4 separate regions of the Homo sapiens genome follow, and regions 1, 3 and 4 are each linked to region 2. The links are chromatin loops, found by intact Hi-C in ENCODE. Cell type or tissue: dorsolateral prefrontal cortex. All regions are shown on one strand. Links, peaks and the distances in the headings refer to the core of each region. The heading gives the core; the rest is flanking DNA.

Region 1 (7,798 bases), core at 1,597-6,596, 260 kb after region 2:
CCAGACGTGGAGAGTAAAAACAGGTGCCCTCGAGGGATATGGGGTGCTCCACCCTCTCCAGGGCCTCCCAAGGCCACTGGCTCACTGTGTAGCAGCAGGGCAAGGTGGAGGCTGTGGACCTCAACTTCCCCACCAATAAAATTGGACCTGAGAGCTTAGATCCCTCCAACCCCTTTTGGGCCTGGAGCCTGGATCTTGGCACTGCCTACCAGAAATCCCTATTGGATCACTGATGGGGAGGGAGCACCGTAGAGTTCACTGACTTACGACATTGCTTGTCTGAGCCTCTTGCATTGTCTTGGGACTATATGTTTTCCCTGACTTGAAACTGAACTCAGAGTTGGGCAACCTTAGTTCCAGTCTGGCCCTGTATTTGATTCACTGGAATGAATTCAATAAACATTTATTAGGTACCTGCCATGTTCCAGTCAGATCTGATTAGACCCAGTCTCTGCCCTCAAAGGCATCTCCAAGTCTGATGGGAGAGACACAGGGAAACAACGTGAAGACAGCATGATCGGTGCTGTGATGCAGGGACATCCAAGGGCTGTGAGTGTCCAGATGGGACCCCAACAGAACCTGAGGTTCAGGGAGAGTGATGCTTGAGTTGAGTCTGAAAGACAGGTTGAATGAGGTGAGAAGCATATCCCTAGCAAAGGAAAATGGCATGGAGATTTGAAATCACAAGGTGTGCTTGGAGACCTTCCCCTTACCACCAAACTTCTTGAAAGAGATGTCATGACATGGGGATTGCATCCTTCACCTCTCAGCCTTTCTTCAACCCTCCATAGCTTGGCTTTTCCTACTCAGCAACTCCTCTGAAAAGTTTTTTCAAGGTCACTCACAACTTCCAAGTTGCTAAAACCAGTGGCCTATTATCTTGGAATTGGCCAAAAGAATGGGCAGAAGAACACATTTAGAAGATAAAATCACGAGACCTGGTGGCTGATGTGTGGAAAGCAGATGTGTGAAGACAAGGGCAACAACCTGCTTTCTTTCCTTCTTTCTTTTTCTTTCTTTCTTTCTTTTTTTGAGACAGGATCTCCCTCTGTTGCCCAGGCTGGAGTGCAGTGGTGCAAACACTGCTCACTGCAGCCTCGATCTCCTGGGCTCAAGTGATCCTTCTGCCTCAGTTTCCCAAATAGCTGGGCCCACGGGCATGCATCACCACACTCAGCTAATTTTTTAATTTTTTGTAGAGACAGGTTCTTGCCATGTTGCCCAGACTGGTCTTGAACTCCTGCATTCAAGCAATCCTCCCGCCTCAGCCTCCCAAAGTGCTGGGATTACAGGCATAAGCCGCTGTGCCTAGCCTTTCTTGATTTGAGTGCATGGTGATGGCATGTACTGAGAGAAGCATTTATGGGGCTGGGTACTTTGGGAGGCCAAGGCGGGCAGATCACCTGAGGTCAGGAGTTCAAGACCAGCCTGGCGAACATGGTGAAACCCTGTCTCTACTAAAAATACAGAAAAATTAGCCAGGCGTGGTGGCAGGAACCTGTAATCTCAGTTACCTGGGAGGCTGAGGCAGGAGAATCGCTTGAACCCGGGAGGCGGAGGTTGCAGTGAGCTGATACCATGCCATTGCACTCCAGCCTGGACAACAAGAATGAAACTCTGTCTCAAAAAAAAAAAAAAGATTTATGGGAAAAGCAACAGTTTTAGCAGATGGAGAAATGTTGCAATCATCTTGAGATGAGTGGAGTTTGAGACACCTGGACTTCTAAGGGGAGCTGGACTGTTCAGGTGTGAATCCCAGTTAGAGAGAGATACAGGGTGGAATGGGGCTAAGAGGAAAGATCCAGAAGAGAAGGGGATCCTGACCCCTCTCCAGGTCTGCTCCCCCATGGGTAAAATGAGGGGTTTGGAGTTTCCATTTAATTCAGCACATAGTTCTTGGTTCCTGGTATGCACTTGGCCCTGCTGGTGACACAAACAAATCAGAGTCCTTGTCTACAAGCAGCTCACATTTGGGCTGCAAGAAAGGCCAGGAGAAAGGATAGCAACAAGAGGCACAAGCAAGATCCACAGAATTCAGGGAAAAAAAAAATTCTTCCTGAGACCAGGAGAGCTTCCTGGAGTGGAGTGGGTGACCGTTGAGCTAGGCTTTGAAGGGTTGGCAGAAATCTAATGGGAGAGAGGGGAGGGCAGGGAATGCATTCCAGAGAGAACACTGACCATTCTCTGAGCCTCAGTCCCCAACCCTATGGTCATGTGGAGCTAATACCTGCTTTAAGGATTAGAGGTGGTGTAACACACGTGATCACTTCCTTCAGGACCTGGTACATAGTAGGTGCTCAATAATCGTTACAGCCTAGTGCAGCCTAACAATTTTGGGTCAATGATGGACCACATATACAAAGGTGGTTCCATAAGATTATAATGGAGCTGAAAATTTCCTATCACCTAGTGATGTTGTAGCCATGATAATGTCGTAGGGCAATGCATTACATTTTCTACATTTATATATGATTAGTTAGATAACAAATACCATTGTGTTACAATTGCCTACAGTATTCAGGGCAGTAGCCTGCTGAACAGGTTTGTTGGCTTGGAGCAATAGGATATACCATATACTCTAGGTGTGTGCCACCTAGGTTTGTTTGTAAGTACACTCTATGATATTCACATAACTAAAATTGCCTAAGGACGCATTTCTCAGACTGTATCCCTGTTGTTTAAAAGACGCATAACTGTATTTTAGTTACTTCTCATCCCTATCCTTCCTTTCCCTTCCTTCCTCCCCAACCCCTGTTTATTTCCTGGGCCTGGGGCTTGGCCATGTTCCCCTCCTTGTGACTAGTAGAGCTGGGTCTTTCAAGTGGCATTATTGTAGAGCTGCTAGCAAATATTAGACTACCTATAAGGAGAAATTGGGAGCCATAGAGAATTTTTTGAGCTAGGTGGGAGGCCAGAGTTGGAGAATGGGTGTCACTGGGAGCTGGATGTAGGGCAGAAGTTTTAGAGGACCGTGGACCTTGTGGGGAGGGCAGGGCCTTTCTCCAAGAGCTTGCTAGTGGCTGGAGGCCCATTTCTAAACTTGGGGAGGTGGCTCCATGGATCCCAGAGAGGCCTGTGCCAGGCGTGGGGGTAGGGGACCAAATCCGGGCCAGGGAGTTCCTGGGCACCTGACATGGTTGGATTCCCCAGGTGCGCGTCTACAGCCCGTACCAAGACTACTACGAGGTGGTGCCCCCCAATGCACACGAGGCCACGTATGTCCGCAGCTACTACGGACCGCCCTACGCAGGTAAGTCTCCAGCGTGCCCCGGGGCTTGCCTCGATCCAGCACCGATTCAGCGCCAGGCCCAGCCCACGGTCCGTAAGTCCGGACCAGGCTTCATCCTTTTAGCGTGCACGGATTTTCCCAGGCAGAACTCTCCGCAAGCCCCTCTCCATCCTGAGACTGGGAGAGCTCTGGAACCAGCGTTCGTCTCGAGCTGACCTCACCCTTCTGGGATGGCTCCTCAGCCCTGCGGTCGGCAATACCCATTCCTGAGCCGGTAGCGGCCCCTGGTGGCTACTGCGGGAATGCTGCCTCCTCCCCGCTCTGGGGCCTGGCGGTTGGGAATGCCCATCGTTAGGCGCCTGGTGGTTGTGCTTAGCGATCTCAGGGTTTCCTCGCTGCTCCGCCCTAGCCTGCCGTAGCGGACCCGTAGGTTCCGGGACATCCGTAGCCGATCCAAGGCCTGGGAGCCGTAGGGTGGAGCTCTTCCCGCGTCTAGATCTGTTCTTTGACTGGGGAGCAGGAGAGTGGGTTCGGCGCCTTACACTGGGTTGGGCTGGAGTGATGCAGGAAGGGTACGAAGATCACTCTACTCCCTCCTAAGTCGCTGATCCTCATGGGCTGTCTCCCTCTGCAGGCCCTGGCGTGACGCACGTGATAGTGCGGGAGGATCCCTGCTACAGCGCCGGCGCCCCTCTGGCCATGGGCATGCTTGCGGGAGCCGCCACTGGGGCGGCGCTGGGCTCGCTCATGTGGTCGCCCTGCTGGTTCTGAGCCCTGGGACTCGGAGCACTGACCCCTGCGCTTGGATTGCTAGACTCCTCTTCCTCCTGGACCCCATCCTCTACCATCCAAGCCCTGTCCCACTTTGGCCCTATCCTCTCCATTAGCTCCTTCCGGGTTTGGACCATTCCCCCCACTCCCTACCCTTAATCCCCACATGGGAAGAAGCTATCATCACAGGTACAAACATCGCTTGAAGTCTTCACATCTACCACTAGACACCCCCAAAATCTGTTATAGACATTTATGGATACATTTCCTCTAAACACAACAGGGCACAGCAAATACGACTTCATTTGGCTTCGAGTTCCCCAGGCGCTGTAGACACAACATGAATCGGGCTCTCTGCTCTCTCCTTAGGGAGCTCGAGTCCTGGTGGGGAGAACAGGAGTAAACAAGGACTTGACAAAGCTGAAGAGTTATCAGTCCTTTGACAAGGACAGGTGGGGCAGGGAGCAAGACAGGTAGGCTGGAAGAACAGTTATTGGCAAGTATGCAGAGCCGTGAACGTCATGGCATGTCCAAGGAATTAAATGGGAGTTCATTTGGGCTGGGGTGGAGGCTGGGATCAGACCGTGGTGGGCCTTCAAGCTAAGGAGCTTCCTAGGTGAAAGGGGAGATGTGAGCCTTCTCTGGAGGGAAGTTTCATGATTGCATCTATAATGAATATATTGCCTGTTTTGTGAATACTGACACATGTCCATACCTAAAACACTCCTGAGTCAAGTCCCATCCTTCCCACAAACAGCTTCCTGGCTGGTACCCATGATAACAATTGAGCTGAACCTGGGGACCCCTGGTTGGGGAACAGGTGAGTTCTATTTGAGACTTCCAGCCCTAGAAAGCTGCCTCCGTCCAGAAATGCCTCTCACACCAGGAGCTCGGCCCTCTCTTTGTAGCTGTGACTGTCACCCTCTCAGGCTTTGTCTCATCCTTCATTCTGAATAAGATGGCAGTGTTCTCCTCTGGGGCCTGATCCACCTCTACACCAGCCCAGGAAGCCCCATCTGTGCCTGCCCTCAGGTGGTCCACCAGTCTCCCCCTTTGGTTCCCTTCCAGTCTCTTCCCCCTTTCTATCCCAATCACCAATAGAAATGCTAACATCCCTGCCTGGTAGCCAGACTAGCCCACTAAAGCTCCCCTGTAAATGGGGGCTCCATTAGTTCTGCTGCCGAGACTAATAAAGATTTGGTTGGCTCTAGCAGTAACTGTGGCTTGCTTTGTTCCCCCAGAAGGCCCTGTTTCCCTCTCCATGATCCAGCAGCTACTAGTGCCTTCACTGGTCTAGTGAAAAAGAGTGTGGATTCTGAGATCAGTTGGAACTGGTGACAGCATATTAGCTGAGTCATTTGGGGCAAGTCACTTAACCTTTCTGGATTTTGTTTTCCCTACACTTAAGGTAGCTGGTTGAAGTTGACCATTCCTGAGGGCTCAAGAGGAGGGACTGCCTTGGAGTCTCTGTTGTCTGAGCTGATGGATGATCCAAGCCAGGTCCTGCCTGCTTTCTGAGAATCCTGTTCATGTTGGAGTCTTTTCCAGTAGGTTCCCATCCTTCTAGAGTTGAATCAATGAATTGTTCTCATAGAAAACCAGGTGGTCAGGAAAGGAAACACCATCATCCTGCATCAGGCTTCTTGGGGCTGTCAGATAGAAACTCCCTGTTCAAACTGATTTAAGCCAAAGGGAAAAGGTTAAGCCACATAACTGAGAAGTCCAAGAGCTGTGTGATCCAGGGGCTCAAAGAGTGTCACTTAGACTTTGCTTTGTTTCCATCTTTACACCTGCAGGGCTGGCTCATTTGGAAGCTGCAGTGATGTTCAGCAGCTCCAGGCTAATGCCCTCCTGAGTTCAAGTCCAACCAAGAGAATTTCTCTTCCTCTAACAGTATGACTGAAAGTCCTGGGCCTGGTAGACATCAGTCTAAATTGGGTCCTGTGGCCATCCCTGCATCAACCCCAGTGGTCTGGAAACGGATGGTCTAAAATAACAGGGCTTACAGCAGGGGTGGGATGGTGTCCCAGAGGAAATTCAGGGCACTGTTCCCAGAAGTAGGATGAATAGATGAAAGCTGGTTGGCAAAAATATCAGGTATTCACCTCAGCCACAGTTCCAGAGACACCAACTTAGAGGTGAGACATGTATAAAAACAGCAATGATTGAATGAAGTTACAGAGGAACGTGGTGCAGTTGGAGCTCTGAAGAGGAGGCATGCAACTCTGCCAAGGGAACTAGGGAAAGCTTTGGGACAGGAAGTGGAAATTTATTTTGAACCTTGAAAAATGAGTAGGAGTTTGCCAATCTGAAAAAGTTGGGAGAGCTTTCCACACAGAGAACAGATGGAAGAAATGGTATGAGCAAAGGCATTAGAGGCTTGAGAGCACCCTGAAGTTCAGGAACCAGTCTCATGCTATAGCAGGTCGCATGGTGAGAGGTGGTGGATGAGGTCAAACTATAAGGAACCTCTTGGGCCAGGCTACTGAACACAGGGCATAGTCCAGTATGTGGCCCCGGCTTAAGGACAAGCATGGATGCAAGAGGAGCCTCTTGAGAAAACCAAGGTCTGTTAGCATTTGTGCAGTCAGAGGTTACATACCCTGGGTATCCTAAGGCCTGTACTGTGTTCAGGGGACCCAGCAGTGCATCAGACCCAGTCCATGCTTTGGAACTTCAGCCTTAATTTTTTCTTTTGTTTTGCTCCCCTCCTTTCTCCTCCTCACAGCCTTAATTTTTTCTATTTTTGTCTTTCCTCCTCCCCTCCCCTCCCTTCCCCTCCCTTCCCCCTCCCTTCCCTTCCCTTCCCCTCCCCCCCTCCCCCTCCCTTCCCCTTCCATTTCCTTCCCTTCCCCTCCCCCACTCCCCCCTCCCCCTCCCCTTCCCCTTCCCTTTCCTTTCCTTCCCTTCCTTTGCAGCAGTGAGAAGTGGGGAGAGAGAACAGAGTTTGATCTGTAACTGACTATGAACAGTCAATTGAGATAACTCACTACCTTCAGCCCAGCCTCAGCCTTAATTTTCTCCCAGATGGACCCAGTTACCCTGTCAGTCCTTTAGTGGCATCCCCATTACGCCATCTCATTAGAGGGTGTCCTGCATGCTCCTGCAGGGACATCTCTGAGTTTGGCTCTGGGAATGACCTTTCCTCTTACTCTCCGGCACAGTCTCAGGACTTTTAGAGATCAATATGTAGGAAGAGCCCAAGCTATCTAGAGTCCTTTCCCAAGAATGTGGGTTAAACAAGGATCAGGGAGCTGGCTGGGCAGGGCATTTGAGATCAGACAGAGCTGGGGACATTGCCATTCATTGCCCAAAGCTTCCCCTGCTTTATCTCATAGGTCTTTGCAACAACCCCATGGGCCTGGTGTTACTATTCTTATTTTACCTACAAAGAAACAGATGCAGAGAAGGAAAGTAGATTGTCCAAGTCATGCATGCTGTGTCAGAATCTGGATTCAAATGCAGGTCACTTGACCTTGTCTACCACACCACACTGCTTCTGCACTATAAATCCTGTGTGGCTCATTACCTGGCAGGAAAGTAATTCCCAGAGAGGAGGTCAACTGTATAACACAAATATCTCTTCTCTTTTCCTTTAGCAAATGCTTTCCTGAGAAGTTTTGTTGGCAGACAGGGCTGAGAGCTGGGTACTGGAAGATGAATGAGATTTGGGCCCTACATTCAAGGAGTTTGTGCATGTGCGTGCGTGCGTGTGTGTGTGTCTGTCTGTCTATCCCAGACATGGGCACAGACTATGACAACATGGGCTGTGGGAACTGGTAGCCCTGAGGCTGTAGG
Region 2 (7,798 bases), core at 1,299-6,298:
TACAGTAAATACCATAGTTACAAATTCTTGGCTTCAATCTTTCAGAGTGATCACTGTCTGATCTTCAAAACAAAACAAAAACCCAAAAGAATCCAAAACAACAAAACAAAACCAGATTTACACTTCATACACACAGGCAAGGCCATGGGGCTTTCCAATCTTTACACTCCGGACTGTGTTTTGAAAACACCTATAAATTCTTTGATCAAACTACTTGGAAGACACTGGTCAAAGGTTTATTATTATTATTATTATTATTATTATTATTTTAAATTTTATTTCTTTTTAAAATGTGAGTTCCAATAAAATTTAAAAATTAGATTCCAACCTGTAGATTAAAATGAATTAAAAAATACAAAATCATATACAACGCTCTCTTCACAGGGATGTTACATGCCATGAGAACAGGTTTCTCTGTCATGTGATATGAAACAGGGAAGCAGATGCCTTTAAGTCAGGATGGGGACAGGCCCTTGGGCCTTTCAAGATTATTACAGACAACTCCAAGTAGCTAGAGGCCTGGCCTTACCCCCCCTGGGTAAGGAGGAGCTTGAGTCACACCATAGATCCAGACTATCTGGCTGACCCGAGGAGAAGGTCTCTGGGACAGTCTCCTCTCTTTCCCTGACTCTCTTAGGCCTGAGGAGAAAGGCTGGGGTCTGGAGATGCTGGTCTTGCTGGGGTCAGGCCCAAAGCTGATCTCACCCATTTGATTCCTATGGGCCGGTACTTTGCAAAGCTGTTACATCTGTTCTCCTTAGGAAGGAAAATCCCCCTGCTATCAGTGGCTGGAATGGGTAGAGGACCTCTACCACAGCAAGGATATCCAGGGACTATCCATGTGGCCATAGGGAAGCAAGTGCTGTTTTGTCCCTTTCTAGCTTTGTGGCAGCCAGTCCCAACTCCTGTGTGCCTCGGTTGGCCTTTGGGTTGGACTCAACAGCATGCACCACAGAAGATATCCACTGGAGAGACTGAGGGACTGGGACCCAAGTCTGGCTTAGGCAGGGCTGGCCATGGAATGTTGAAGCTGGCCTGCCAGGAATTTTGAAGGCTGGGTCCTGGAACCATATAATGCCTAATTTCAGAAACGAGGAGTTTTCTAGGAAAGGGGCAGATAAGTAAAGGACAAACCCTGCAGCCCCCTTGGCATGCCTGCCTGTGCGCTCAGAGGCTCCGGTGTGGAATCCCATCAGTTAGTCTGGCGTGTTTCTTCAGCTCTGCGGGTGGGTCCCAACTGGCCCACTCTACTACTGCCCCTCTCTGGATTCCCAAGCTTGGCAAGCAGCGGGGGCCGCACAGCCAGTAGTGATGTGGGAGAATACAGGATGGAAAAGCAGACTTCCACGTATTTTCACTTAACTGCAATTGAGGAGGAATTCTGATACAGATGGTGATATATAAGACAAAGTTCACAGGGCCCAGAATGGGGCCCACCCCCTCTGGGCACAGAACAAAGCTGAGGAATTTGATATGGAAGCTCTGAGCCTCGCTTAGTCAGTGCCTCGCTGGGAACCTGGATGAGTCCTATCTGTATGAGGAGCCAAAACTTGGTGACCAAGGGGCCTGTCCTTTTATACTTCATGTGATTCCTTTCTGAAGGCCATCAGAACAAAGCAAGCCCTCCAAAGAAGGACCCCCAGATCTCTGGGAACGGGGTACCTCAAACTTGGAACAATTCGGGTGGCCAGGGGTAAGGATGCTCAGAGTCTGGTTCTGGTCCTCACCCATGGGAAAAGCAAGCCCAGGGACTTCAGTCTGTACGTTTTGTACCAACTCACTGGATCTGGACAGTGGGCAGGCTCTCAGGGATTAGGAAGCCAGGTGTGCAGGCTTACCAAGGACATGGGTCTCCCAATAGAAAGATGCCTCGTGCTGTCCTTGAACATGTCTTCGGTCCTGGGCATTGTGACCCCAAAGTGTTTTGTCCAAGTGAGGCCTTTAGTTGCAAATTCTCATCCTCCTTGTGCTGCCAGTTAGATGTGCCTCTGGGTCCCTCCCCAGGGCTCATTACAGGTCCTGGCCCAAAGCAGTTCATACAAATCTGCTCAGCTCAGAGACTGGGCTTCCCAGCTCTATAAAGTACAGTTAGCCCCTCCCTCCATGCTTGCCAAGAGACCCAGCAGGTGGCAGCAGAAAGAGCAGAGGATTTGAAGAATCACTTCCAAGCTGTGTGACCTTTTAGCAAGTCTCAAGCCTCCTGAGCCTTAGTTTTTTCATCTATAAAATGGAGGACTTTGGCAACCAATGTCAAAGTACTTTGCATACCAAAAACGCTCTGGACAGGTGTGTGTGTCTCTGCTAAATATTCAGGAAAGAGGATATACATTTTAGGGTCATTGCCAGGTAAGAAAGAACAGCAACTGTCCTATCTCATGAGGAAGAAATTAAATATGCATTTTTTTTCAAAACATGGCAAACCATTATGTTTCAGGCTTTCACTATTTGCAGGCAATCCAGCTCCCAGACTCAAACTTCTTGACCCCAGGCCAGTGAGGAGAGGGGGTCAGGTAGAAGTAGAAGAATTCAAAAGGGTTGGCTGGTAACGAGCCATCTGTACCCCTGATCCTGGCCATAGGTGTTGCACTTGGGGAGAGGCAGTGGCATGAGGAGGAGAGAGGGGTTTGCATCCTGGGGCCAGTGCTGTAGCTCACTGTCAGGCGGCTACATCCCTTGTCCTCTCTTGCTTGCCTGCCTTCAATGAGACGGCCCTTCCAGCTCTGACTTTTTGTCTAGCTTGACCACCGTGCCATCTAGAATCTTTGGAGGTATCTACCTATGGTACCTCCCACTAGATCTCTGTGACCTTACCAGTAACTGTGCCCATCCTACCAGAGGCACATGACTGTCCCCGCTCTCCTGGGCTCAGTCCTTTTGCAGTGACTCCCCAAGCTTGGCTAGGCTTGTGGATCTCCATCACAGCAAGAGGCTGAGGCCGGCTGAACTGGGGCTCATACTGAAAAAGGGGTGCTGGACCTGGGCTCTTCCAGACCACAGCCTTTCAGTGCCTTATTTTCACCTTGGGGCCCCCCTTTGCTCTTGAATTACATAGTAGGTGCTAAGATAGGGCACAGAGCACAGATGCTTCAGTACGTGAGCCTGTGTGGGGATCAGATGGAGGGGAACGAGACAGCAGACAGCCTGGGATTCGAGTGGCTCTGTCACTTATTAGCAAGTCACTTGACTTTTCCAAGCCTTGATTTCCTTATGGATCAAATAGGAGAAATAACCTCTATTTCATCGGGTTAAACCAGATAATTTATGTTCAACTGTTCTGTGAACTGTGAGGTCCAGCTGTTAGTTTTACTTACTGGTGTTGAAAGAACAAAAGTTACAAGGTCATTCCTAGGTCTCCTCTTCTTCCTTTCTCCTCTCTGTGGTTCCACCCCAGCCCACATGGAGGCAGCAGGGTTCTGGGAAGCCTAGCGGATACCAGCATGCTGCTCACTGTGGGCCTGTTCCCTTCCATAACCTGTTTCCTCATTTGTCAATTGACTGTAATAACTCTAACCCTGTCCCTCTCAGGGCGAGTACATGAAAGGCCGTGAAGTGCTTTGACCTCTGTGATGCACCTGACAAATCCAAAGGTTTCTATTATTATTATCATTATTATTATTTTGGCATTTTTCAAACACGTATGACATAATCTAGAACAACCTTCACCCACCTTTACAAAACCAAAGAGGGTGGAAGGAGGTATTTGCAAAAAGTGAATTAACACTGGAAAACTTTCTATTGTTTTAAAGTGAAACCTCATCAGCACCCAGAACAGATAATTTAGAACAGCTGAATTTTTTCTTACTGGTCCTAAAGTTCCTTGGAAGCCCAGGAAGGTGGGCCCCCAAACTCCTGGCTCTAGGCCAAGGAGGCTGATGGGCTTTACCCTCCTGGGAATGGCTAGACAGCTTCTGAGCTCCTTCCAACCCAAGGGTTTCCTGATTTTTCCCTCCCTTAGGGAGACATGGGAGGTTGGGGTAAGGATATGTCCAAGTTTGCATGAATTTTAAATGAAAGCAGTTTTTTAAAGTCCCAAATGTTGTCAATGATCCCATTTTTTACAATAAAATGTTCGTGCCCCACCCCCAGAGGGGCTGCTGGCCCAGCCAAGCGCTGGGTGCCGGAGGCTGCTGCTGGGCAATCCAGGCTCCTGGCTGAGACTAGCAGGGACCTCCTCGTCCCAGGGGTCCCTCTTCTCCCAGATGAGCCTGTCTCCTGGGCCTCATCCTCATTCTCCTCTCCTGATGACTCCCACTGTCTTCCTCCTCTTCCTCTCCTCTCGGGATGAGGGGCTACTGTCCTAAAAGCATGGCCTCTCCTTTTCGGCCAGTCCACCTGCTCCTTCTCCTGGAGGTGGAGTCAGGTACAGGACGGAAGTTCCAGATGTCTTCACAGAATTTCCAAATGCTATTTCTTCATTTGCAATTTCTGTTCCTGCCATCCGCCCCCATGTAGCCTCTGCCCAGTCTTCAACCCCCGCCTTTGGAGTCCGTGGAGGAAAAGAGCAGAAACAGGAGCCCAGAGACCATTCCAGACTCACCAGGTATGGGCGCTGCCGACTTAATTTTTACAAAACCAAGCCAATCCGTCCCTAGGTAAATTTTTGTAAGCAAGGTGCCCACTAGGTAGGAAGGCTGCATTTAATGCTAATTTACTGTAAGGTCTAGGGAAGTCCTTTCCGCTTCTCTGGGCCTCAGTTTCCTCATCTGCCAAATAGGGAAATGGATGAGATGATTGCTAAGGTCCCTTCAGTTCCATGAGTCTATGAAATGTTTATTGCTATTGCTTTTCCTTCACTATCCTCACCTTCAGAGCTGCCAGCACCCACCTGGAATGTGGTTCCTTCACTTGGGCCATGAATGGCACAGGTAACCAAGAGCTTGGCCTGCCTGCAAGCTCTATGGTCAGACAGGTGAGTCCTGGCACTGGGAAGGGCAAAAGAAAAGGGAGAGAAATGCCCTAGGTTCCCACTCCAATCAGGAGGAAGCTCCTCATCAGAGTGGGTCCATGACAGCTCAGAGGCTGAAGTCTGGATGACACAGGGCATCCGGCCTTCCAAGGCCTCGGGATGCTGGGATCCTACCACCCTGCAGCCGCTTGGCAGGTCTAAGGACAAAATCACCTTTTGAGGAAGTGCCAGGTCAGTTAACATCACTGTGCAAATCAGAAGGTCCAGGGCCAGATGCTTTGGCCAGAGACCTTTCAAACCAAAGCCATGAGGCAAGCACCGCTCCTCCCTTCTTCCCTCTCCTTCCCCACAATGCCCTCCCTCCCCCCACCCTCCCCCAAATTCTAAAGACTTTTTTCCCCAGGTTCTCAGCCTGGGGTATTAAGCTGCTAATAACACGCCTACATACTCAGGTGGTTTTGTTCTTGGTCTGTTGCAATGGTTCTCAGGAGACATTTCATTTGTGTCTGGGACATGGGAATGTCCTGAACTAATCTTGCTTAAGAAAAAACAACCAGAACACTCCCCTAGAGATGTAGCCTGCTCAACAGCTCTGAGTTCCTACCCTGGACCACATCTGTTTATGCTCTTCAAATGGAATCCAGCCTTCAGATGAACCACTGCAATAAACCCTACTCTCTGCTTGCCTCTAGACTGGGATCCCCAGGGACAGGACACTTAGGGAAGAGCAGAGAGGACATGGCCTGGTCAGGTAGGAGGAAGGGGATAGAGCTGGAAGGGCAGGGGCTAAGAGGGGGACAGTTGGGGAGAGGCAGGAGATTAGAAAAAGCAGCTTTTACAAAAACCAAAAATAAAAATCAAAACCATTAAAGATGCATAAAGTGACCCTTGCACTTCCGTTGTCTCTTCTTGCAAATAGAGGTGGTGCTGCTAGGGAACTGCTCCAGCACCGGTGTAAGACTTGAGTAGTTGCATACAATGTGTGACTCCAGATCTGCAGAGGGAAAGGGGAAAGAAACAGTGTCAGTGATATTCAGGAGGCTTCTCCCCTCAACTCGGGAGCCCGCTGTGCCTTCCTAGTGAAGCTGCCTGCCTCCCGCCTGTGGAAGTTGTTGTGCTCTGGTGCCAAGAGCCCTGGAGGAGATGGGGGAGGCCAGATGATGTGGGGGGCCAGAGGATTTCAAAGTGACATCCCTGGAGCCCTATGGTTCACTGTCACTGCCTCAGGAGCTGCTGAGGGGACCAAGGAAGCCAGAGGTCTGGGTCAGCCCAAAGCCTCCAAATAGCTCCAACCAAAGCTCTTAACATATGATCTGGGCAAGAGTTCATTTGAAGAATGGGGCCCATAGTTAAAAGAAGTCCGAAGACCATAAGGTAAATGGCACAGAATTTAGTACTAGAGAACTGAAGTTTAAGCCCTAGCTTAATTTTTACTGGCTAAGTGATATTTAACTACATATTTATCTGTAAAATAGAGCTAATGATCCTTATTTCACAGAGCAACTATAAGGATTATGAGATAACATAAGCAAAGGGATAGCTATTATTATTTCTGTTATTATTTAGATTTCAACAAGCAGTCAACAGAAGTGATAGCTATTATTAAGAGTGATATTATGGACCTTGGAGCAGGAAAGCAACTGGTAACTTGACAGCTGTTACCTGCCCTAGCTGACACCTGTGCTCCAGACCCAAACCAGGGACTTTGAGGCAGTTCCTGTATGTATCCCCCTCCCACTTCTCTCACCCTGGCCACACTCACTTGGATGGGCTGCAGGCTTTACCAGTGTGGGGGCACGTAGCTGTACGCAGGGGTTCCTTGGGCCCTATATGTTGGCATGGAGACAGGGTGTGCCCCAATCGCCGTGTGCTGGGGTGTAGTCAGCAGGGTACCTGAGCATCCAGAGAGAGAAGAGTAACCTGACGAGGCTGCACCAGACACAGGAATGAAGAGGATGAAGCTACAGTCTTTCACATGGCTGCTCCCTCTGCCCAAATCCCCCATCTCCCTCGCCTTCCTGATGACCTGTTTTCTGCCCTTCTCCACCTCACCAGGCTTCACCTCCTTAGGGGAATTTTTTCTGATGCTTGAGGACAGAATCAATGACTATTCTAAGTCCTCCTTTTCCTTTTTTCTTTGAGACGGAGTCTCGCTCTGTCGCCCAGGCTGGAGTGCAATGGCGCGATCTCAGCTCACTGCAGCCTCTGCCTCCTGAGTTCAAGCGATTCTCCCGCGTCAGCCTCCTGGGCAGCTGGGATTACAGGTGCCCATCACCACACTCGGCTGATTTTTTATTTTTACTAGAGATGGGGTTTCACCATGTTGGCCAGGCTGGTCTCGAACTCCTGACCTCAAGTGATCCGCCCACCTCGGCCTCCCAAAATGCTGGGATTACAGGCATGAGGCACCACGCCCGGCCTTCCTTTTACTTTTCTTTGTATGCTTCTCTTATTGCACAATCATACTGAGTAGTAATTGTGATGTCTGTGGCTGTGTTTCCCACACTAACCTGGGTGTTCCTTAAGGACAGTGTTCTGATCTGATCTATTGATATTGGGTTCCCAGGACCTGAACAAGGCTGGCACTGAGTAGATATCCAACAGTTTGCCAACTTGATCTGAGGAGTAAGAGGCCTCAACCATACCCTTACGTTAGGGACAGAATAAAATCCAAATGCTCACTCTACCCCTTGTACTTTCTTACCTCAGATGGTATCCTAGCTGGTTCTTTAAAAGTTGGGTCTCTAGGCTAGGCATAATGGCTTATATCTGTTACCCCAGTATTTGGGAGTCTGAGGTGGGTGGATCCCTTGAGCCCAAGAGTTCAAGACCAGCCTGTGCAACATGGTGAAACCCTGCCTCCACAAAAAAACACAAAAATTAGCTGGGTGT
Region 3 (7,798 bases), core at 872-5,871, 220 kb after region 2:
TGAGACCAGCTGGCCAACATGGTGAAACCCTGTCTCTACTAAAAATACAAAAATTAGCTGGGCGTGGTGGCTCATGCCCCGTAATCCCAGCTACTCTGGAGGCTGAGGCAGGAGAATTGCTTGAACCTGGGAGGCAGAGATTGCAGTGAGCCAAGATCACGCCATTGCACTCCAGCCTGGGCAACGAGTGAGACTCTGCTTAAAAAAAAAAAAGAAGGAGAAGTTTGGGACCCGGTGCTGAATGGAAGGTGGTTTGAGACAGGTGGGCAGATTTCAAGGGCTGGTGCAGAACAAGGATGGAAGGGCTAGAGTACAAAGATGGATAAAACCAGTGCAAAGTGGGTAAGACAATAGTTGGATCCAGGTGGTAGAATCTGAGGGGATTTTATTTTCTTCTTCACCTTTTTCTGGGCTTCCCAAATATTCTATAATGAACATACATGACTTCTGTAATCAGAGAAAAGGACAAAAAATATTATGATGGACACTATTGGTCACTTCCCAACAGGCATTTTCTTTCTTCCCTGTTGACAGCATGAGTCATGATTGGTCTAATCCAGCCCTGGTAGTAGTCTCCTTCCTCTGTCGTTTGTTAAGTGGTGTCTTTGGGTCCCAGTTCTGACCAATGAAATGAAAGGGCAAGTCTGCTGAGGGGCAGGATTTTAAGAAAGATTTTCTTACTTGAGAAAAAAAAAAGAAAAAGACAAAAACAGGAGAGACAAGGCAGGAAGCTCTTCTGATATTCCCATCTAGGTTTCGGGTGTTGTCAGGTCATGATATGATATTTGGATCTGCAGCCGTCATCTTGCAACCTTCAGGGAAGATGTTGCCACAGTGAGTGGCTGAGGGGAGAGATGGCCAGGCCCTCGATGACAGGTTGAGCCACTGAGTCAATCCAAGGACTATTCTGCTAACTTCTTGTTAAGCAAGGTACAAAACTTCAATGGCTCCAGTCACTTTTGGTTAGAAAGAGTCAGTTACAGCCAAAAATGTGCTACTTGACACATTTTTTTTTACATGTGAGAAGAGATACATCTGGATGTCCTTAGAAGTCAGTTTCACCTCCCCAGACTTCTAGTTCGGCAAGTCTGAATTAGCCCAATGGAAGAACTGGCTGCTGTTATCAGCCACTGGGTTCCAGGGGCTCCCCTTTCTAACAAGGTCACTCTTCTACAAGGGAGCTTCTAAAGTTACACAGTCACACAGCTGTTCCCTCCCCTCTGCTGATCCTATTTATAAGTTCCTTTTTCTATCATTCATGTCAGCAAAATATGTTCCTTCCCCATTTCAGCATTACGGAAAGTGGGGTAATGAGCGTTCCAGGGATTGCTTGTGCCCTACTTCTCTGCTTGCTCATTTCTCCCTATTAGATCCTATTTTATATCTGCACCACTGAGCAGAGCTAGTGGTGCAGATATATAACCTCTTTGCATGACAAAGTGCTATACAAAGAAGAAACCTTGGGATAGAGACAGCAGAATAGAAACAAACTCGAACTGACCAATGTCAATATCTGCTGATTGCAACTGGCTCTGTCCTCTCAACCAGATATGCTCCTCAGGATGCTTGCATGCATGCAGTGTGATAGGCAGGGGAGGGGCAGGGTCTGTAGCTCCAGCAGTGCCATCTACTCAGGAGTCCTCCCCAAGGGTCCACTTTCTGTGGCCCTTCATCCACCATGGCTCATCTCAAGAAATTAGCAGTCCCTCCCACCTCCCCAAAGAATGAGCTTTTAATAACATGATTCAGGCTAGGCATGGTGGCTCACGCCTGTAATCCCAGCACTTTGGGAGGATGAGGAGGAAGATCGCTTGAGCCCAGGAGTTCAAGATTGCAGTGAGCTATGATTGCACCACTGTACTCCAGCCTAGGTGACAGAGTAAGACCCTGAAAAAAAAAAAAAAAAGAAAAGAGAAAGGAAAGAAAGAAAAACAGAGAGAGAGAGAGAAAGGGAGGGAGGGAGGAGGGGAGGAGGGGAGAGGAGGGGAGGGGAGAGGAGAGGAGAGGACAGGAGAGGAGAGGAGAGGAGAGGAGAGAAGAGGAGACTTTAGAGGAGAGGAGAGGAGAGGAGAGGAGAAGAGAGGAGAGGAGAGGAACAACATGAGTCACATCATGTCAAACTCTCCAAGGCTTTCCATTGCAGTCAATATGTGTTTGCTCCTGTCTTCCTCTCTGTGCTTCCTCACACTGGTGGGTCACAGCCCGTGATCTCCACGGTACCTGTGGCCATGCCCCTTCCTTTTTGTGTTTTTTGAGACGGAGTCTCACTCTGTTGCCAGGCAGGAGTGCAGTGGCATGATCTCGTCTCACTGCAACCTCCACCTCCCGAGTTCAAGCAGTTCTCCTGCCTCAGCCTCCCGAGTAGCTGGGACTACAGGCACGTGCCACCATGCCCTGCTAATTTTTTTTGTATTTTAGTAGAGACAGGCTTTCACCATGATGGCCTGAATGGTCTCGATCTCCTGATCTTATGATCCGCCCACCTTGGTCTCCCAAAGAGCTGGGATTACAGGTGTGAGCCATCGCGCCCAACCTTGTCCCCTAGTTTTTATTGAAAACCCACATATGACACCTTCTCCAACAGTACCTGAGAGGAAGGAGAGGCTCTGGAGAATCTGGACTTCAAGACTTCAGCCATATGGGCAGGCCCAAGGTCCTCCCAAACACTGAGTTTTGAGAATGCCAAAGCCACAATCTGTAATAGCTGGTTGTTGGAGGGAACCTTCAGCTGCCCCTCCCCACTCCCCATCCAAACCCATCTCCTCTCCATGAAGGACAGGCTGTTGGTGGAAATCATCTACCAGGCACAGGGGTGACTTTATAAGTTCTAGCCAGGCTGGGGACTGTCAGATTACTTGGTCTGAAGAGCTGCTCTAAAATGCCAGCCCAGGGCCGGGCACAGTGGCTCACACCTGTAATCCCAGCACTTTGGGAGGCTGAGGCAGGCGGATCATGAAGACAGGAGTTTGAGACCAGCCTGGCCAACATAGTGAAACCCTGTCTCTACTAAAAATACAAAAATTAGCCAGGAGTGGTCACAGACCCCTATAGTCCCAGCTACTTGGGAGGCTGAGGCAGGAGAATCGCTTGAACCTGGGAGGCAGAGGTTGCAGTAAGCTGAGACCGTGCCATTGCGCTCCAGCCTGGGCGACAGAGTGAGACTCCATCTCAAAAAAAATAATAAAATAAAATAAAATGCCAGCCCAGAAGGAGCCTAGTTTATCTAGTTCTTCACCTTGGCTAACGCATTGTAAAGTCCTACCTGCTGGGTGCCTGGCTTGAGTGCAGCAACCAAATATGGCCACAAGGGGGAAGTAATGCCTCTCGCCTGCGGCAGGGGTTTGGCTTCAACCAGGAATAGCTAGATATTTTTATCCTATTAAAGCAGAAGAGCCAGATGGAGATCTGGGGGTGCCCTGGTGAAGACAAATAACTTGATGTACCATTAAAATAACATTCTTGGCCAGGCGTGGTGGCTCACGTCTGTCATCCCAGCACTTTGGGAGGCTGAAGTCGGGGGGTAGCTTGAGTTCTGGAGTTTGAGCCTGGGCAATGCAGTGAGACAAAAAAATTTAAAAATTAGCTGGGCGTCGTGGCGTGCGCCGGCGGTCCCAGCTACTCGGGAAGCTGAGGCGGGAGGATTCCTTGAGCTCGAGGCTGCAGTGAGCTGTGATCGCGCCACTGCACTCCAGCTGTGGTAACAGTGAGTCCCCCATCTCAAAAAAATAAATAAGTGAAATAAAATAACATTCTTTAAATACTCGTTCAAATGTACTTAGTGGGGACGAAATGAATACTTTTCTGTTAATACAACAGTATATTTAAATTAAAAACAATAACTGCAAATACATTTACTGTATGTAAATATATACAGTGGGGTTAGCGGTGGGTTCCAGGACCCCCATGGACACCAAAATCTACAGATGCTCAAATCCCTTATATAAAATGGCATTGGCCAGGCGCGGTGGCTCACGCATGTAATCCTAGCACTTTGGGAGGCTGATCACCTGAGATAAGGAGTTCAAGACCAGCTTGGCCAACATGGCAAAACCCCGTTTCTACTAAAACTACAAAAATTAGCCGAGAGTGGTGGAGGCATATCCCTATAATCCCAGCTACTGGGGAGGCTGAGGCAGGAGAATCACTTAAATCCGGGAGGCAGAGGTTGCAGTGAGCCAGATCGTGCCACTGCACTACGGTCTGGGCGGCAGAGCAAGACTCCATCTCAAAAAAAAAAAAAAAAAAAAAGTCAATGGTAATGATGGATCACTTAAAAATTGCACTCTTTATGTTCAAAATAGAGATGTATTTTACGCACTGAATGTAGCATACTTTTTTGAGGAGAATAAATAGTTAATACATTCACAAGGTTTAAAATTCAAATGATACAAAAGGGTGAATTAAAATCTCTCTCCTGGTCAGGCAGAGTGATTCATGCCTATAATCTCAGCACTTTGGGGAGGCTAAGGCGGGAGAATCACTAGAGCTCAGGAGTATGAGACCACCCTGGACAACACAGCAAGACCTCATCTCTACTAAAATAAACAAAATTAGCCAGGCATGGTGGCACACACCTGTAGTCTCAGCTACTCAGGAGGCTGAGGTGGCAGGATCGCGTGAGCCTGGGATATCATGGCTACAGTGAGCTATGATCCCACCACTCCACTCCAGGCTGGGTGACTGAGCGAGACCCTGTCTCAGAAAAAAAAAAAAAACTCCTCTTTCCCATTCATATTCTCCAACCATTGAAACCATTCAGTTCCGTCCCATAATAGTTATCTATTACTGTGTATTAAACCAACCCAAAACATAAAAGCATAGTGGCCTAAAGCAACAACCTTTTAAAAAACATTTTTTTTTTCTTTTGAGATGGAGTCTCACTCTGTCGTCCAGGCTGGAGTGCAGTGGCGCGATCTTGGCTCCCTGCAACCTCTGCCTCCCGGGTTCAATCAATTCTCCTGCCTCAGCCTCCCAAGTAGGTGGGATTACAGGCATCCACCACCACGCCCAGCTAATTTTTATATATTTAGTAGAGATGGGGTTTCACCATGTTGGACAGGCTGGTCTCAAACTCCTGACCTCAATGATATTCCTGCCTTGGCTTCCCAAAATGCTGGGATTACAGGCGTGAGCCACCATGCCCAGCTAAAAAAAATTTTTTTAACAGCCTTTTTTTTTGCTCAGGATTCTGTGGGTCAGTAATTTGGGCTGGGCTCAGCAGAGTGGTGCTTCTGCTTGTCTTGCCTGGGGTGAATCATGCTGCTTCAGTCCTCTGATAGATTGGTGGGGATACACCTACGATGGCCTCACTCACTAGCGTGACTGTTCACACTGTTCACGCTGGCTGGCTGCTAGGCCCCTCTCTCCCTGTGGTCTCTCATCCTAAGGCGGGTAGCCTGGACTTCTGTATGTGGCAGTCTCAAGGCAGCAAGAAAAAAAGGGTGGAAGTTGCAGGGCCTCTTCAGACCTAGGCTCAGAACTCTGACATCTCCCTTCACTTGCCTTCTGTTGGTCAAAGTAAGTCACCTGGTCAGCCAAATTTGAGGATGAGGAATAATATAGACTCCACCCCTGAAGAGAAAAGCAGCAAAGTCATATTACAAAACTCTGCTCATAGAGGGATTTTGTGTCTATCTTTTGCAATCTACTATGCCTCCCATGGAGTTTCTTAGGTGTCCTTCTATAAATATTTTGTACATATTTAAATATTCACAGACAAATGACTCCACTTCAAGCCAGAAACCTGAGTGTCTTTCCTAAATTCTCCTTTTCCCTCAAGATCTACACCCAATCCATCAGCAAGTTAGCAAAATCTCCAAAATGCATGCAAAATCCATCTATTTCTCACCATCTCTGTTGCCACCACCCCCCTTCCAAGTCACATCCATCTCCTGCCTGCCTCCTAGTCTTCCTGCTTCCACTGTGGTTGCACTTAAAGCCATTCTCACACAGCAGGTAAAGGGAGCTTAAAAACAGAAATCACATCATGTTATTTCTTTGCTGAAAACTCTCCAAGCCCTTCCATGCATTCAATATGTGTTTGCTCATGTTTTCCTCTCTGAACAATCTCATTCCACTCTCCCCCTTTCTTTTTGAGATGGACTCTCGCTCTGTTGCCAGGCTGGAGTGCAGTGGCATGATCTCAGATCACTGCAACCTCCGCCTCCCGGGTTCAAGCAATTCTCCTGCCTCTCAGCCTCCCAGGTAGCTGGAACTGCAGGCACACGCCACCACGCCCAGCTAATTTTTGTATTTTTAGTAGAGACGGGGTTTCACCATGTTGGCCAGGATGGTCTCGATCTCTTGACCTTGTGATCAGCCCGCCTCGGCCTCCCAGTGTAGGGGTTCAATCAGGATGGTGGGAAAAATTGTAAAATAAACACAAACCTTGGAAGGCCAGAAGGTTTTTGCAAAAGCCTCAGGATAGAGTTATGGCTGAAGGCAGCCTAATCCTCTTTGAGCTATAGCAAGGGTAATTAACATAGGAATGTAGAGGAGTCTATTTAAATAGCTTGTTTACTCATGTGGTCCTAAGACTAACCTTTGACCATCCACGGGTCCATGATTGCTGTCTACTCTGGGGGTCAGCAATGGTAATTACCTTCTAGTGGTGTTTACTTGAGACTTTTGTCATTTAATGTGTGCTGAATAAATGCTGGGAGGGCCAACGAGTAGGGGCCGCAGTTGCAACTCTTTACAGCACTCTCCTGGGAGTCTGTAAGCGGCCCAGACTCTCAGCCGGACTGACAAGCATAATATCTGTGTCAGTGTATGTTACTCATTCATCATTGGGTTAGGGTCTGCAGGATGGACCCCCACATCCCAAAGTTCTGGGATTACAGGTGTGAGCCACCGCGCCAGGACACTCTCCCCTTTTTTATTCACGAAGGTACAGCCTCTTTGCTCTCATTTGAGAGCAGGCTCTTCTCTGCCCCAGGGCCTTTGGAACAGCTGCTTCTTCAGACTAGGCTCCTCTTCCTCTTGGGGTTTCACTCCTTTTTTTCTCCTTTGTGCAATTGCTTAGATATTATTCCTCAAGAAGGGCTTCCCTGACCATAATTTCCCCTGCCTACTGTACCATCATTTCTATTACAACATGCTGTTTATTTCCTTTAGTATTCATCATATTATCTTGCTTAGGTATTGGTTGTCTTCTATTTTTCCTCTCTCCTCTTTTCAGAACTTAAGGACTTTGTCTTTTCACTGATGGATACTCTGCACCAAGTATAATGTCTAGTATACAATAAGGGTTCAATAAATGCCTGTGGATGGAATGAAGATTAAAGAAGACATGAACGGCTGGGCATGGTGGCTCATGCCTGTAATCCCAGCACTTTCAGAGGCCAAGGTGGGTGGATCACCTGAGGTCAGGAGTTCGAGATTAGCCTGGACAACATGGTGAAACTTCGTCTTTACTAATAAGACAAAACTTAGCCTGGCATGGTGGCATGCACCTGTAGCTCCAGCTACTCAGGAGGCTGAGGCATGAGAATCGCTTGAACCTGGGAGGCGGGGGTTGCAGTGAGCCGAGATTGCGTCATTGTACTCCAGCCTGAGTGACAGAGAGAGACTCTGTTTCAAAAACCAAAAAAAAAAAAAAAGGAGGACATGAACAGTGACATTACCTTATGGTATAATAAAGGGAAGCCCTTGACTATGGGAGCCTGGAGGAAGCTCATAGCACGGGCAGAGAACCCTGGGGATTCTGGCAGGACTTCCTGGGGCTGTGGTGTTAGAGCTGTGTTCAAAGGGATGCATCTGAGGATGTTGGGCTGCAGGCAGTTGGGATGCCAGGCAA
Region 4 (7,798 bases), core at 1,254-6,253, 130 kb after region 2:
CAGTTAGCCTAGTATAAAGGACTATTTTCTTTGGTGCTCTAGGGATGCACAAAGTTTCATAAATAAAAATCAAAAATATTTGCACCATGTATATCAAAAGAATTAATACTCTTAACATACAAAGAGTCTCCACAAAAGTGATGAGAGATGAAGAACCCAGTATAAAATGTATAATAAATGACACAAAATTCACAGAACTATAAATGGCCAATAAATATTTAAAAAATTAACTTCACTAGTAACTAGGGAGATAAAAATTAAAACAATGAGATATTTTTCTTTCAATGGGTTGGCAAAAATTATAGAGTGATAATATCTAATGTTGGCAGGGTGTGCAAGGTGTGACGATGTTCCTAGTGAAAATCAGAAACCTAAAAATAAAAGGGCTTTCTTGTGCCTGAGTTCTAATTCTAACCCTGCCTTTGACTCGATAGGTGTCTCTGAATTAAGTCACCTCTTCTCTGGGCCTCAGTTTCCTCATCAGCTAAAAACAATAACAAAAATCATTAAGAGTAGCTAACTTGCTTATCTTATAGAAGTATTATGAAGAAAAAATGCAACACTGGCCATGAAAGGACTTTGAAAACATCATAGCTCAATATAATCTTGCAGCATTTATGAGAAGGAAAACCGGTGAATATTCTTGAAAACAAATCGCTTATTGTTGGCTAAACATCTTGTGAAATAAACAACTAATTTCCCCAAAGAACTACAGGAAGAAAGTTAAAAGGAAGAAAGCTAGGTTCACCATATGACTTTAAACAAATCCTCTAATCTCTGTGTTTTGGCTTTTGAAGATCTCTCCACTGCACTCCAGCCTAGCGACAGAGCAAGACTCCATCTCAAAAAAAAAAAAAAAAAAAAAAAAACGGAGAGAAATGAAACAAACTGAAACAGTTGGAATTCAAACTTGCCAGAGTCTCTGGCTTGAAAAGACTAAGTAGATCACAGGTTAGCTTTGCGGGGACATCTAGCTTCTGGCCCACAAATATTTTTTACTGGCCAGCCCTCCTTTGTGGTTTGGTATAAAGAAATAGCAAAACTAACAGCATGATCACACCTCCTTAAAGGACCATAACAAACACTCCTTAATCTTGTGTACTGACCAGACCCAGAAATACAAAGTATTGGAGGTTTTGAACTGCAACTCAGCCTTTCTCATCCACTAACAGCAGAAATAGGACTAAAAGTTTGGAAGGAAACTCATGGGGAAACGACTCCATGGTTCCATCTAGATACATGAATACCAGCAGACCACATAAAACTGCCCCTAAAGGAAATGACAAGAGCACCCCACTGAAAGAATTAATCAATGAGTATGTATTAAGCCCTGACCCATCCCACAGGAAATAACTACCTTTAATGATCTCTTTCTTTAGGTCTTCTAAAAACAATGGGTCATAATCACTTATTGAGCACTAGCATATGCAAAGTCTATGTACCAAACATGCCAGTAGACATTTCCATTTAAATTAGCCAATTTATTTCTCAAACCAAACCTATTGTTGAGGAATTATCACATCCATTTTACAGATAAATTGAAGTTCATGGAAATTAACAGACATGCAAAACCATGGATTGCTATTGTCATTATTATCATTATTCTCATTTTAATGAGAAAACTGAGGCTCAGAAGGGATAAATAACTATTAAGTTATTAAGTAGCAGAAGGGGGTTTTGCCCAGGTGGGTTCTAGAAAAGCTCATACTAATACCACTACACCACCTTTCCTGTTCTATGCTAAATGACAAAACGAAAAAAAAAAGACTTCAACTTATATAGAGTATGCAGTTAAAAATAAGTGACACATACAGGCTCTTTCAGCTCCTACCAAAGAATAAATGTCATCACTTCTGAAAAGCAGTTAGGCAGCAGTGTTCACAGCCAGGAAAACCAAAGAGGAAGGTGACTATCCTAAGATTCCCTCAATAATGATAGTACCAAAAGAAACTAAGGAAAGATGACATTGATCCAAGGACTTCTCACTCTCATCATGAGAGCACACCTTCATGTCAGCCAGTCTCTGTAGCCATGCAGTGGATAATCACAAAATAAACAGCTAAATAATTTGATTAGCAAATCCTGACATTACTGGCCTCATCCAATACTTTTGATGAAAACTGTCTCCTAGAACAGAATCTCTCCCAGGCCATGTGCAATACTCTTGTCAGAGGCGTTCGAACCAGAGCGACTCCATTTTGAATGAGGGCTAGGAAAATGAGGCTGAGACTTGCTAGGCTGCATTCTCAGAAAGTCAGGCATTCCTAGCCTCCAGATGTTTACGGTTAAGGGAACAAATTAATAATGTTTACTAAACAGACCCACACTTGGGAGTGTACAGATATCCCAATATCCGGAAAACAAAGTAGCATTCCTAATTTTGCTTTAAAGATAATAGTATCAATTCGTGAAAAATATAGTAATTAAGAAAATTAATCCTTTATCACAAACCCTTGTAGCAGAACACATCTCCTCATATATATAAATATTGTACCTAGAGTGGATGTGTTCCTCCTCTTACTTTCAGGAATGTCCTATTCTGTCTATGCAGTAGCTGTCCTTTCACCACTTTACTTCCTTAATAAACTTGCTTTCACTTTGCACTTAGGACTCGCCCTGAATTCTTTCTTGCGTGAGATCCAAGAACCGTCTCTTGGGGTCTGGAACCTGGACCTCTGTCCTGTAACACTCTGACCCTGCAAGTAATGAGACCAGGGTCCCCACTTGTGCCTGGATGATGACCTGGGAAAGGCATAACTGACTCCCAATCCTAAATACTTTACTGAGAGTCTTTGTGTCTGTTGGCCCAGGAGCAACAACATCAGCCTCATAAATTTTGCTTCCTAATAATAATTAAGTGGTCTACCTAACTTCAGCCCCCAAAAAAGGAAAGAAACCTGCCAGAGCAAGAAAAGAGACGCTTAATATTGCAGGGAATACATCTGCATTCTTTTGTGAGCTGCTAGTGTGGGATTTAAAAAAAAAAGTACCCTGCTGCTAGGTAGCAACTGTTTCACAAATCAGGTGTCTGAAGCTCAAGCTCTAACTGGCTTATTTAAAAGGTCGATTATTACCAAACATTATCACTGCAGCTTGCAAGTGCTGCTATTGTGCATTGTTGTTGCTTGCCCAGCCCCCCAAACAGCTAGGAAGAGAAATCACTTCCACAGATTTCTACTGCTATCAGCTAGCAAAAACTCTATGCTTGCCTTCATAAGCTGGGAGAAAGGAAGGTGTTGCCTGTTCAAATTTTAGAACAGCCAAACCTGGGCTCATGTCCTAGCTTTGCCTCTTACTTTCTGTATAACTTTGCATAAGTCTCTCAACCTTTCTGAGCCTCAGTTTCACCATCTGTAAAATGGATTTTAAAAATGGGCTCCAGAAATGAAATAAACTATTGTAAATGACAGATAATGTTTGTCTCTTTGCCCTTCTGAGGAGTACACTATGTGCAAAGCACCTACCCTAGATTTCAGATGGTCACCCTTTAGGAAAGAGGATATGTTTAATCTCAGAGTATATTAATATCAACAATAGAATGTTCTCCTTACCTTCTCTCTAGCATCTAACACAAGCTATGCACATGACAGGCACAAGAAAAATGACATTCAATAAAGCTTTAACTTACGTTAAGAACAGAGCTTCTAGGGAGGATGCCTATTCCAGTGGTCCCAATCCATTCCAAGAAGAATCAGAATTAAGCCAACCTAGAGAAACACCTAACTTTCCCTATCTTCAAGAGACATTCCTTCATTCAAACAACTTTTTCTTCTTTTTTTTTTTTTTTTGGAGACGCAGTCTTGCTCTGTTGACCAGGCTGAGAGCAATCGCAGCTCACTGAAACCTCCACCTCCTGGGTTCAAGCAATTCTTCTGCCTCAGTCTCCAGAGTAGCTGGGATTACAGGCGCCCGGCACCACACCCAGCTAATTTTTGTATTTTTAGTAGAGACAGGGTTTCACCATGTTTGTCAGGCTGGTATCGAATTCCTGACCTCAGGTGATACATCCACCTCAGCCTCCCAAAGTGCCAGGATTACAGGCATGAGCCACCACACCTGGCCCAAACAGTAATTAATGATCAACTTTTTAGTGCCAAAGTCACTTCTGGGACAATGCAGATATGGAGACAAATCAGACTGTTCCAGACACTACCAAGTTCATGGTGCAATAAGGAAGACATATCAAAAACAGACAATTATAATACAGAAGTTAAATTATTGCCTTACAGTTCCAAACCAATTCTTCATTGCCTTGCTCTGTGATACGAGACTAACCTAGGCTGACTACATTTCTCCTTTCCCAGTGGAGCGAGTGGCTATTAGGTTCTGCCGATAGAGGGTGCTGGAAGGAGAATACAAAGCCAGTTGCAATGCTCAGTTTTTCACAAAGTAGCAAGTAGATCAGTGTGCAGGGGAATCTTGGTACATTTCAAAGCAGCGACTCTCCAGGTTCTGAGGTGAGTGCCCTCCAGCCAGTTTCTTCTTCACCACAGCAACAAGCAGCATACTGCCACAGCAGCCATACTCTCCTCTGAGGTCTGAATCTCAGCCTTGTGGAGCTCTAAGTTCCTTCCTTTTTCACTTTTCCCTCAGCCTTAGGTACAGCAATCTTTTTCTGCAGTTACTATCTCTATTATACCTTAGAATTCTCTTTTATCTCTTTTAAGTAGTTAAAAACCTTTTACCTAAACAATTCTTAATATTAAATTTTATCTATTTAAATTATTGATGGCATTTCTGTCTCCTCAACTGGATCCTGACTAAGTAGGATAAATGTTATGATCCTGGTCATAGAGTGCAGCCCCCATATTTTACAGATAAACTGGAGCTCCAAAGATTGGAGTGACCTGCCCAAAGTCACACAGTGGTAAACCTGGGATTTGTAGTCCTGTTCCCAACTCTCAATAAACAATAAACATGTAGCAAACACCTATTCTGCATCTGGGCTCTATGTTGGCTGTTGAAAAAAACGAGATGAACTAACAAATCCCTCCCATCAGGGGAACCTACTATCTAGTAGAGGAGACAGACACTGAAACCAGAAGGAGTTCTAATGGAGGATGACAAGCACTAAGACAAACAGAATAGGAATTACTAACTCTGGGAGAGTGGGAGAAGGCTTCCTAGAGAGTCTCATTTCACTACACTTTACTCCCCAATCTGAAAGATACCTGAGTTGAACAGAGGGTTAAACAACTTCAAAATAAACCTGTAGCCAAGGCTTAAGAAATGCAAGTAACCAAACAAGAAGCCTCAACTCTGGGCATAACCAGAAATATCACTAATGGCAAATCCTAAAGTAGAAAGCAATACAGAAACAAATTATGGATGAACACTCATCAGTATTAACTTAGGAGATGAACTGCACTGGCTCACAAAGAGCAATAGATATCAGATGAACGACAACATCCTGGAAGGCTTTTGAGAGGAGAATATAATTATGCTAACTAAGCTCTGAAGAAAGCCTGGCAAGACTGCAGAGGAGATGCAGCCTGTTTCAGAGAGCACTTGCACATGAGTAAGAATATACCTATAATGAGCAGACACTGGTACAGAGTAACAGGAAGAGATCTTGAGAGCCCCAGACCAGAGAGGAGACCTAGGTTACCTTACTCTCCAATTCTAACTGAATCAAGCTTCTCACTGCTTCTCTTAAAACAACAAGCTCTTTCATATTTCTGTGATTTTGCATATACTGTTTTCTCTGCCCACAATGCCTTTCATTCCCCTTCTGTCTAAAGAGCTGACCCATCCTGCAAAGCACAGACCAAGTATCACTTTTTTTTTTTTTTTTTTTTGAGACAGGGTCTCCCTCTGTCACCCAGGCTGGAGTGCAGTGGTGTGATCACAGCTCACTGCAGCCTCAACCTCCCAGGTTTAAGTGATCCTCCCACCTCACCCTCCCAGGTAGCTGGAACCACAGGCGCACACCATCATGCCTGGCTAATTTTTTTTTTTTTTTTTTTTTGGTAGAGAAAGATTTTCACCATGTTGCCCAGGCTGGTCTCAAGCTCCTGGACTCAAGCAGTCTACCCTCCTTGGCCTCCCAAAGTGTTTAGATCACAGGCATGAGCCACCATGCCTGGCCCCAAGTATTACTTTCACTGTAAACTTTTCTCCAGTCATTCCCTGCACCCTTGATCTGGGCAAAATTAATGATTATCTGTTTAGTGCTCTTTATACATCTCTCATTATAACTTATTATGCTGTAATGTAATTATTTGTGTGTCTCTTTCCAAACAAACCATGAGATTCTTATCAGGACATATACCTACCCCACCCCTGCCCAGTGCCTGTTATTATTCCTAGTACACCGCAGGAGTAATGTATATAAAATTGCTCTACTGAATTGCCTGGATAAACTCAGCCTTTAAGCCTAAGAATGAATGGATCCTGGAGCCCTAAGATTTCCCAATTCATGACAAATCCTTCCTGGGGTCTAGAACATTAGGCTGTACTAGAAATTCAGTAAATATTTGTACTTGAGAGCTTAAGTATTTCTTTGTGCCAAACCAGCAATGCAACTGTATATCTTTAGAGCTTCCACTAAAGGAATCAGTTTTTTGCAAGTCCAAACACAACAGTTCTTTATCCTCCTCCTCTACATAAATTGGAAAATAGACTGAGAATTCCAATCAGCTGAAACCTTCCCAGAGAAGAGGACTTGGTTGTTTACTACAGTTCAAACCATTGCTATCTAAATTTCAATGTTGGTGGCATATTTTTTCTTTTGGCAGCTCATTCTGACTTAGGGCGGATGCATCATGCACCGCAATCAGAGAGCAGGAGTTGGAGTCAAAAGAAGAGAATGAGTCCCAGACACTGTCATGCCTTATTTTTTCAGGTGAACTTGGACAAGTCATTTAATCTCTCTGAACTTCAATTTTCAGCTGGGAAAGAGGAAAAATGCTACCTGTCCCACCAGGCTACTACAGGATCAAATGAGAAGTATTCCTTACTGCATTGCTCTCTGACCTTAAGAATTTGACCTTCTCTGTAGAAGTCCATATACAAAGGCTAGAACAGAGAAACGACAGAGCAGTAAGGTTCGAATCAGACAACCTGAGATTAGTCCCAGCTTACCACTCAATTATGTGATAGAGCAAGGCATTTAATTCTCTGAACTTCAGATTGTCCAATCTATAAAATGGGGATAATCCCACCTGCCCTACTTACCTTATAGAATCATTATGAAGCTTTAAAAAATGAGATAATATAGATGAAAGCAATTTATTTGAGAAATCATGAAGTTTCATTATAATATGTCACTTACGTGGAATTCAGCAACCCAATTACCTTGTCTTTCTGGAACACACAGAGAACTAGGAAGCAAGCAAAAAAGGTCTCTCTAAAGCCAAAATAACTGTCTTTAATTCTTCACACTTTACTACTAGTAGAGTCCCTAGGGCCTTACTCTTCCTTTGAAAACACATCTAATAAACCGTAATTTGGGAGCACCACACAGAGTAGGAGAAAAGTGACCAAGTAAGAAAGGAGAACCATATTCTCTGTTGTGTTTCACCAACAGCAAGGAGAAAAGGCCAAAAAAAAAATTCAAAACAACCACAAAAATCTAAAAAGCATAGTATTCACACCAAAAAGTGGCTTTTAGCTTTTTTGTTTTAAAGTACAGTATTAGGGTATTTAGTATAAAATGTATTACTGTAACATAAAAAAGCAGACTAGCTGATGTTCAAAATAATTAACTTGAACCTCAAGAAAGATTCAATAATGTTCTGACTATTCTGAAGAGGGTAATATATAATGTTTTTAGGGAGAAAATTCACTCAAAACAGTA

What was found. Peaks named below come from ENCODE experiments on the same cell type or tissue, not always from the same donor. Only the 100,000 strongest peaks of a DNase experiment are listed, where the experiment ranks them.
Region 1: a loop joins it to region 2, with 5 times the contacts of the local background. A loop is called at or near these places in 89 of 110 quality-filtered maps.
Region 3: it touches region 2 in a loop (2.6-fold over the local background); 22 of 110 quality-filtered maps call a loop at or near these places.
Region 4: a loop joins it to region 2, with 2.1 times the contacts of the local background. A loop is called at or near these places in 5 of 110 quality-filtered maps.

Annotation. Positions count from the first base shown.
Region 1 is chr11:73,657,603-73,665,400 of GRCh38, forward strand. It overlaps PLEKHB1 (pleckstrin homology domain containing B1), which reads left to right. Exons shown (of 8, transcript NM_021200.3): 7 at 3,151-3,250; 8 at 3,864-5,217. The coding sequence ends at 4,000. Among named protein-coding and RNA genes, the nearest start is that of PLEKHB1, 15 kb to the left of the region's middle. RefSeq lists enhancers at 2,679-3,523, 3,524-4,366 and a silencer at 3,429-3,600. In dorsolateral prefrontal cortex, for the core only: CTCF peaks have their summits at 3,524 (motif pointing left) and 3,738; DNase peaks (open chromatin) are centred at 3,519 and 3,889; H3K4me3 peaks cover 1,042 bases; H3K27ac peaks cover 4,304 bases.
Region 2 is chr11:73,400,845-73,408,642 of GRCh38, forward strand. FAM168A (family with sequence similarity 168 member A) reads right to left here. Exons shown (of 8, transcript NM_015159.3): 7 at 6,669-6,799; 8 at 1-5,900. The coding sequence ends at 6,687. Among named protein-coding and RNA genes, the nearest start is that of RELT, 28 kb to the left of the region's middle. In dorsolateral prefrontal cortex, for the core only: a CTCF peak has its summit at 3,392; a DNase peak (open chromatin) is centred at 3,417; H3K27ac peaks cover 2,105 bases.
Region 3 is chr11:73,622,571-73,630,368 of GRCh38, forward strand. No RefSeq gene overlaps it. Among named protein-coding and RNA genes, the nearest start is that of PLEKHB1, 20 kb to the right of the region's middle. RefSeq lists enhancers at 3,091-3,607, 3,608-4,122. In dorsolateral prefrontal cortex, for the core only: CTCF peaks have their summits at 3,299 (motif pointing right) and 3,499; a DNase peak (open chromatin) is centred at 3,321; H3K4me3 peaks cover 529 bases; H3K27ac peaks cover 866 bases.
Region 4 is chr11:73,526,025-73,533,822 of GRCh38, forward strand. The region is part of intron 1 of FAM168A (family with sequence similarity 168 member A); the gene reads right to left. Among named protein-coding and RNA genes, the nearest start is that of FAM168A, 68 kb to the right of the region's middle. In dorsolateral prefrontal cortex, for the core only: a CTCF peak has its summit at 4,372 (motif pointing right); a DNase peak (open chromatin) is centred at 3,135; H3K4me3 peaks cover 1,013 bases; H3K27ac peaks cover 1,641 bases.